Regions from separate parts of the Homo sapiens genome. Here region 2 is linked to region 1. A link is an interaction called in ENCODE POLR2A ChIA-PET data of the cell type or tissue named here. Cell type or tissue: GM12878. All regions are shown on one strand. Links, peaks and the distances in the headings refer to the core of each region. The heading gives the core; the rest is flanking DNA. Region 1 has its middle 41 kb from the start of LINC01907. Region 2 overlaps CAB39 (calcium binding protein 39).

What was found. ChIA-PET counts read pairs that join two places held together with the same protein. Peaks named below come from ENCODE experiments on the same cell type or tissue, not always from the same donor. Only the 100,000 strongest peaks of a DNase experiment are listed, where the experiment ranks them.
Region 2: POLR2A ChIA-PET joins it to region 1 with 5 read pairs; 5 of 35 experiments call an interaction of 5 or more read pairs at or near these places.

The regions. Positions count from the first base shown.
Region 1 is chr2:230,656,865-230,661,252 of GRCh38, forward strand. No RefSeq gene overlaps it. Among named protein-coding and RNA genes, the nearest start is that of LINC01907, 41 kb to the right of the region's middle. RefSeq lists a cis regulatory region at 1,760-2,888 and enhancers at 1,776-1,865, 1,926-1,975, 2,306-2,575, 3,210-3,766. In GM12878, for the core only: no CTCF peak of the experiment used is centred there; DNase peaks (open chromatin) are centred at 2,094, 2,477 and 3,937; H3K4me3 peaks cover 2,719 bases; H3K27ac peaks cover 3,947 bases.
Region 2 is chr2:230,752,598-230,756,986 of GRCh38, forward strand. All of the region lies in intron 1 of CAB39 (calcium binding protein 39), which reads left to right. Among named protein-coding and RNA genes, the nearest start is that of CAB39, 42 kb to the left of the region's middle. In GM12878, for the core only: no CTCF peak of the experiment used is centred there; no DNase peak of the experiment used is centred there.

The sequences.
Region 1 (4,388 bases), core at 288-4,287:
AGGTAATTGAAAGCCATTAAGGGAAACAAGCCTGTGGGACCTGCATTTCTAAAAGCCTCTTGTGTAGCTCAGTGGGAGTGGCCTGGAGGGGGTTCCTGGAAGGAGCCAGCCAGTGAGGGGCTAAGGCAGTAACTGGTGGGAGCAGGTGAGGGCCCCAGCAGGAGGGAAGACGTGGGAGCATCGGAGTGGACCTGTGGTTGGGGGGACACGCACGTGGGTGGGTGGGGGCAGGAGGGGAGACATGGGAGCATCGGAGTGGACCAGTGGTCAGGGGGATGCACACGTGGGTGGGTGGGGAGTCACGAAGGTGGTGAGGAGATGAATAACCAATACGGTTATTAATAACTTGTTACCTCCAGATTAGGAACAGATTTTGAGGCATAGAGATCATTTGAATCAGGTTCCTCCTTCCCTGGATTGGGGCTGGGTGGAGTTTCCTCTCAGTGTTCTGGAACGTTCTCCAAAGTGCCTCAGGGCTGCCCAAAAATAACCGAAAGGACACCCAGGACCCCCTCCTGGACAGCGAAGACATCTCTCCAAAGGCCTCAGCAGAGCCCCCGTGTTTTGGGGAGCCCGTCGTCCCCAACCCTCTCCTGGTACCACAGAACAGCACTTACTTCGCTAATTGTCTCCTGGTAGAAACGGCACAGCTAACGTGAAGGAACAAGGCATCCTAATCCACTGTGTGGTGTGGCAGAATCCATGACAAGCCACACAGGTGTAGGGCTGCCGCGCTGTCACACAGGGTCCCAGCGCTGAAGGACCGGGCGGTGAGGGGGCAGGGAAAGTCAGAAAGGGCACCCAGGGTACAGGGCACAGTGCTCAGTTTGCTGTGGCTGCCTGAGTAGTAATAATCACAGCTACAACTGCAGGTGCGCTCAGGTGCCAGGCCTGCGCACTGTCTCGGAGCATCTCACTTTATGCTCATAGCGAAGGAGGTACAAATTTCAACCCCTAATTACCATTAGCTGTCATCATTTTTATTGTGGCTCTGCCTGGCTAGCCCTTGCTCTCCTCACCCCAAGTCAGTGGCCCACTGAGTCCTCAGAGCCTGGCTCCACAGCCCCAGACCACCAGGATGGCCTCTCCTCCTGATGCTCCCATCTGAGTCTTCGCTGCTTTGAAAAATGCGGGTTTTTCTTCTGTGTTGAGTTGAAGACGGAGCTCTGCCTTTCTCTCCTGAGGTGCCCTGCACATGTCAGGGTCCCCGTGGGTGGCCGGAAGGAAAAGCTTCATGAAGGGAAGAAACCAGCCCTTCAGTGGTATGGGGCTCCCCTGGTCCCTGGAGGAACAGTAGCCTCTGTCTGAGTCCTAAACTGGGGCAACAGGCCGGGCACAATGTCTCAAGCTTGTAATCCTAGCACTTTGAGGCACCGAGGCAGGCCGATTGCCTGAGCTCAGGGGTTCGAGACCAGCCTGGGCAACATGGTGAAACCCCGTCTCTACTAAAATACAAAAAATTAGCCAGGTGTGGCAACATGCACCTATAGTCCCAGTTACTCGGGAGGCTGAGGCAGGAGAATTGCTTTAACCCAGGAGGCGGAGGTTGCAGTAAGCTGAGATCACACCACTGCACTCCAGCCTGGGCGACAGAGCGAGACTCTGTCTCAAAAACAATAAAAATAAGTAAATAAAATAAACAAATAAACTGGTGCAGCAGTCCCCTCAGTGGTCATGTGTCCACAGGTTTCCATCACAGCCCTGCAGTGACAGGATGGCTAGATGCCCTGCAGAAATCCTTTCCTGGACATACTCCCTCCTCCAGCCACCAGCCCCCCACTGGGTACAGTGCTCATCACAGCCTGGGGTGGAGGCATCAGCAATGCCCTCTTCAAGCTCTTCCCAAAGAAAGTGCCCCATCCGCCTGCCTCTGGCCCTGCCTGACCTGCACATGAGCCACCAGCTTCCTGCCAGGCCTCTGGTGATCCCTGGAACAGTCTCTAGAGCAGGAGCAGGAGCAGGAGCAGGCAGGGCCTGTATCTTCACTCTGCCTGAGCCCAGGCAGGCTCAGCTATGCCTTCAGGCCCCTCGACCACAATCATGGTGACCACATCCCTGGGATAGTCCCTGCTTTGATAACCTGCCTCACTAGTGCCTGCTAAGCACCGCTCCGCCCAGCCTGGTGTGTCCTCCACATCTTCAACCTCTGCAGTCTTCCCAGGGCTGCCCATGCCCTCCCTGGTTTCCAGTCTCTCCTCTACCACTCTCCTCCATCCCCTCAGTCATCCCCCGGTGCTCCCCTTCCAGACCCCACGGTTGCCCCTGTGCCACCTGACTGTCCAACTTTTCTCCAAGCACTCAAGATGGTCTCAGTGCTCCCCACCCCCACCTAGTGAGTCAATTTCAGTACCTGGGCCCTCTAATTCTGCCCTGCGGAGTCTCAAAGTATGTGCTGCCCACTCACCAGAGGAAACAGAAAGCACCTTCTCAGAATACAGCAGGCTTTAATTTCTAGAACTGTGGAGTCATTCAGAAAATGAGAAGAAGAGTGTTGGGTGTCTGATAAGTGAAGATAAGGGCTCAGAGGGATTGCAGGTCGTGGGGTGCGGAGGGGTGGAAGGGAAGACAGTTATGCTAATTTTTCTAAAGAAGAGCCTAGACATCAGCCCATACATAGGATCAGCTGTGGTTAGGAGGCAGCGCCTTACCAAAACCTGCAGGAACAGCCCCCTCCTCCGTCACTCTGTGCCAAGCCCAGCCCCTGTGGCTGCAGCTTGAGAAGCCCCTGATGTGCTCTCAGAGGCATTTCCCCTGGCGCAGTGGCTGGTGGGCACCTGGAACAGGAGCCCTGCAGCTTCCCCAGACTCAAGCAGGCAGTCACGGCCTTGTGCAGCCTCGACATGGCCTCTGGCTTCTCAACAAGGCCCCCAGTCCATCTGCCTCTGTGCCCGGCCTGCTGACACACCACTGCCCTCGTTCTATGCCAAGCACCTTCCAGTGTGCCACCCAGGGACCGGTGGCAGGAAGCAGGCTCCTAACAGACATGGATTGGGCTCCTGGGCACAATTACTCTACTTCTTTTTTTTTTGAGACGGAGTCTTGCTCCGTCACCAGGCTGGAGTGCAGTGGCGTGATCTCAGCTCACTGCAACCTCCGCTTCCCAGGTTCAAGCAATTCTCCTGCCTCAGCCACCCGAGTAGCTGCGATTACAGGCACGTGCCACTGTGCCCAGCTAATTTTTTTGTATTTTTAGCAGAGACAGGGTTTCACCATGTTGGTCAGACTGGTCTCGATCTTGTGACCTCGTGATCCACCCTCCTCGGCCTCCCAAAGTGCTGGGATTACAGGCGTGAGCCACCGCGCCTGGCCCACTTACTCTACTTCTGCACCCCCCACCCTGCACATAAGGAGGGTACATCAGACCCAGAGGATGGCAACCCCCCCAGACTCAGAGGCCACAGGGAAGGGCCTGCGCTGGCCCACCTTCACCTCGATGCTGACTCGCAGAGCTCCGGGAATGTGGACCAGCAGGGAAGGAAAAGGTTCCCAGATAGACTCCGGAAACAGAGCTCACATGACCCCCCTGGGACTCTCTCGTCCCCGCACTGTCCCTGCCAAGGAAAGGACAAGGCCTTGGGCCAGTCTTCTGCAGGAGGTGTCCTGGACAGGCAGTTCCCAACCCACGTGTACAGGCAGTGGCTTCAGATTTGTCTCTGGGCTGTGCTTGTTCCTCTAGGAAGGGCCCCAGCAATTCCAGCCCCAGGGAAATTTTCTCTCCTTCTTCTGGTGTGGATCAGCCAGGGCATTTCACAACCAGCTACAGATGACAAAGAACTGGTAACAGGGCCACCTCCCGTGCCCTGGTCTGGGTGTCCCGGTGAAACTGAATGAAATGAACAGCAGGTGGCCGGGGTCAAACACCAAGTTAAACAGAAGGGGACAATCTCAGCTCCCAGGCAGAGACCACGGGTGGGGGAGGGAGAGCGGGCAGGAGGTTACAGACCACGTGAATAAGAGTTCAGATCTTTGTGGTACTGGTTGGCAGTTTCCGTTCTTACACCCCAGCTTCCTTCCTGATTCTCTGCCCAGCACAAGGGGATTGGGGAACATGTCCAGCCAACTATAGCCAAAGGCAGCACAGGGCAAGGTATACAGTCAGTGCCAGTTAATGGTTAAGACAGCCAGCATATCAGGCATTGCAGTGAGCCGAGATTGCACCACTGTACTCCAGCCTGGGCAACAGAATGAGACTCCATCTCAAAAAAAAAAAAAAAAAAGAAATAGACAGCCAGCATAGGAGTCAGACAGGATCCCAACTCCACACTTGAACTCTCTAAGCCTCGGTTTCCTCATCTGTAAAATAGTGATAACATTGAAGACCATCTCACAGGGATGCCAAGAAAATTAAATGAGAAACTCTATGGAATGCACTTAGGACAGGGCCTGGC
Region 2 (4,389 bases), core at 203-4,202, 96 kb after region 1:
TCCACTTCCCAACACTTGCATTGGGAATTAAATTTCCAACCCATGGATTTTAAGGTATATTCAGACCATAGAAATACCCTAGAGGTGATAGTGACCCCATTGACAACTCCTGGCCTTTGTGGAGAATGGTGAGGGTCTACCCTTAATGTCTGTAAAGATAGATTTAGAAAACAGAATTGACTGAAATCGTGAACTGAATATACATGGAAGAGTTGAGTAAAGTTTGCTGTGACAACCAAGTTTAGTGATGGAGTGAACAATGGATCCATTCACTGGGAAGGGGAACATTGAAAAAGAAGCAGGACTTAGATGAAATTTGGATTGCCTGGAGGACATCTATAGGGAGCAGCAGTTGGAAAGGTAGGCCATTGGTCGGGCTAGAAATGGATTTCAGATTGTTGAAACCATAGATGAGATCACCCAGAGGGAATATAGGGTGAGGTGACAGCCAAGAGTGGAACCTTGAAGGACATCAACATTGGAGTAGAGTCATTGAATTAAATGCAGAAAGGAAAATAAATAAATAAATAGATGCAGGAAAGGAAAGGGCATTGGGAGAGAGAAGAAAACAACTAGCGGAGAGCAGTGCATGAATGCGAAAGGGGGAAGCTAAATGTCCATGCGGATTCAGCTTGCAGTGTTGTAACTGTTCATTTTATATGAAAGTAATATGTTAACAGCCCCCCACATACCACCACTTTGGGATTCAAGTATACACCAATAATTACCATCAGAAGGAAGCCTGTCCCCATAGCAGGTACGGATTGCCACAACCCACTTTAGAATCCTGTCACTGTCTGGCTTTGTCCCAGTCACATTAATACTTTTGGCTTAGCCCAAGGAATCCTGCTGAGGTTTATTATAAACCATTTTTTGGCCAGACGTGGTGGCTCACACCTGTAATCCCAGCACTTTGGGAGGCTGAGGTGGGTAGATCACGAGGTCAGGAGTTCAAGACCAGCCTGGCCAACATGGTGAAACCCCGTCTCTACAACAAAAATTAGCCAGGCATGGTGGTACGTGCCTCTAGTCCCAGCTACTGGGGAGGCTGAGGCAGAATTGCTTGAACCCAGGAGGTGGAGGTTATAGCAAGCTGAGATCGCACCACTGCACTCCATCCTGAGTGACAGAGCAAGACTCCATCTCAAAAAAAAAAAAAAAAGAAAAGAAAAAACCATTTTTTAATGGACAAGGGAATTGTATTTGAAAGCCAAATGAATTATTTTATTAAAATATCTATTTCTGTTCATTTTCTTCGTGAACTTCAGTTATGTCCAAAACATAGTTAAGGCTGTTTTAAAACAATATTAAGAAAAACTTAGAACATACAGAAAAGTTAACTAACAGTGAAAACCCACACACCCACCAACCATCTAAATTTTAAAATTACAATTTTACCATATTTGCAAATGTGATAATCTGACTTAGAAGTAGTTTGGGGAGCAGAAAGGACATCAGTGTGTCTGGACCTCTAGGATCAAGGCCAGAGGCTGTGCTGTGAGTTGGAGATAGGTAAAACCTAGAGGGCCATGGTAAGGAATTTGGATTTTATTTATTTTAAAATTTTTTTCCCATAGGTTATTGGGATACAGGTAGTATCTGGTTACATAAGTTCTTTAGTGGTTTGTGAGGTTTTGGTGCACCCATCACCCAGGCAGTATAGACTGTACCATATTTGTAGTATTCTTTTTTCTTTCTTCTTTCTTCTTTCTTCCTTCTTCCTTCTTCCTTCTTCTTCCTTCCTCTTCTTCCTTCCTCTTCTTCCGTCCCCTTCTGCCTTCCTCTTCCCCTCCTTCTTCCCCTTCCCCTCCTTCTTCCCCTTTCCCTCCTTCTTCCCCTTCCCCTCCTTCTTCCCCTTTCCCTCCTTCTTCCCCTCCTACTCCTTCCGCTCCTCTTCCTCCTCCTCCTCATCCCTCCTTCTCCTCCTCTTCCCCCCTCCTCTTCTCCGTCTTGCTCTGTTGCTCAGGCTGGAGTGCAGTGGCACGATCTCAGCTCACTGCAACCTCCGCCTCCCAGGTTTAAGCAGTCCTCCTGCCTCAGTCCCCCTAGTAGCTGGGATTACAGGCACGAACCACCATGCACAGCTAATTTTTGTATTTTTAGTAGAGACAGGGTTTTGCCATGTTGGCCAGGCTGGTCTCAAACTCCTGATCTCAGGTGATACACCTGCCTTGGCCTCCCAAAATGGTGGGATTACAGGCATGAGCCACTGCGCCCGGCCTATTTGTAGTCTTCTATCGCTCGCCCGCTTCCCCACAAGTCCCCAAAGTCCATTGTATCATTCTTATGCCTTTGCGTCCTCAAAGCTTAGCTCCCACATGTCAGTGAGAACATTATGATGTTTGGTTTTCCATTCTTGAGTTACTTCACTTAGAATAATAGTCTCCAGTCTCATACAGGTTGCTGCAAATGCTGTTCATTCCTTTTTATGGCTGAGTAGTAGTCCATCATATATATACATACATACACACACACACACACTCAACAGTTTCTTTATCCACTCGTTGATTGATGGGCATTTGGATTGGTTCCATGATTTTCCTCTGGGTAGATACCCAGTAGTGGGATTGCTGGATTAAATGGTAGTTCTACTTTTAGTTCTTTAAGGAATCACCACATTGTTTTCCATAGTGGCTGTACTAGTTTACATTCCCACCAGGAGTGTAGAAGTGTTCTCTGATTACCGCATCCATTCCAATATATACTGTTTATTGATTTTTTAATTATGGCCATTCTTGCAGGAGTAAGGTGGGTATTGCACTGTGGTTTTGGTTTGCATTTCCCTGATCATTAGTGATGCTGAGCATTTTTTTCATATGTTCATTGGCCATTTATATATCTTCTTTTGAGAATTGTCTGTTTATGTCCTTAGCCCACTTTTTGATGGGATTATTGGTTTTTTTCTTACTGATTTGTTTGAGTTTGTTGTAGATTCTGGGTGTTAGTCCTTTGTCAGATGTATAGATTGTGAAGATTTTCTCCCACTCTGTGGGTTGTCTGTTTACTCTGCTAACTGTTCTTTTGCCATGCAAAAGCACTTTAATTAAGCCCCAGCTCTTTATCTTTGCTTTTATTACATTTGCTTTTGGGTTTTTGGTCAAGGAATTTGGGTTTTATTCTAAGGGCAGTGAAAAATTATTGAAGACCTTAACCAGTGGATTTGTGTTATTCCCTTAAATTCCTCCAAATATGTATAAAAGGAAATACTGCTGATGATAAAGGGGAGATGAGAAAGGTAGGTGGATTGTTATGGTGAAATATATCTTTAAACCACTGGAACCCTTCTCGAACCATTGCTACTTCCAACTTGGGCATCTCCATACTCTAGGGATTGTCAGTTTCAAAACTCAGACATGTGCCCATGTGCTGCACATCCTTCAAGGTCACAGAGCACTCTGAATGGCTTGATGGTGGACCAGGCCCTTTGGAAGGCAGCGTCCCCCCCGGGAGAAAGCAGTACCAGCTGAAGAGTCCACTCTTAAAGGTGCCTTTGCTGTCACTTGAGCATTGTCTGAAGGTCACACATGATCCTGTGAAGGAATTAACTCCTGTGTTGCTTAACAACTGGGATGGATTCTGAGAAATGCATCAGGCAGTTTTGTCATTGTGCAAACATCATAGAGTGTACAGTACTTACACAAACCTAGATAGTATAGTCAACTACATAGTAATCTATGTGATATAGCCTATTGCTCTTAGGCTATAAACCTGTACAGCATGTTACTGTGTTGAATACAGTAGGTATTTGTAACACAAAGCACTAAGTGATAGGAATTTTTCAGCTGTTATGGGACCACTGTCATATAATGCAGTCAATCATTGACTGAAACCTCATCAGGCAGCTACATGACTGTGTAAGATATTTAAGCTTAATGCTTAGCAAACCTGAACATAAGAAACAAATTCTGTAATGCAGAAGTTTTGGGGAGTGTTATTTCCTTGTTTTTGCCTACCAAAATCTTGGGTAATTTTATTAAGAGTTGATGAGCCTAAGAACATAAATGATTTTTGAGAATTATTACACTCATACTTTAAAAATAAAGAGGATAGTTTCTAACTGTTTGTTTATTTATTTATTTATTTATTTATTTATTTATTTATTTATTTATTTTTGAGACGGAGTTTCGCTCTGTCGCCCAGGCTGGAGTGCAGTGGCGTGATCTTAGCTCACTGCAACCTCCCCGTCCCGGGTTCAAGCCATTCTCCTGCCTCAGCCTCCTGAGTAGCTGGGATTACAGGCACACGCCACCACGCCCAGCTGATTTTTGTATTTTTAGTAGAGATGGGGTTTCACCATGTTGGTCAGGCTGGCCTGGAACTCCTGACCTCGTGATCTGCTGGCCTCGTCCTCCCAAAGTGCTGGGATTACAGGCGTGAGCCACCATGCCC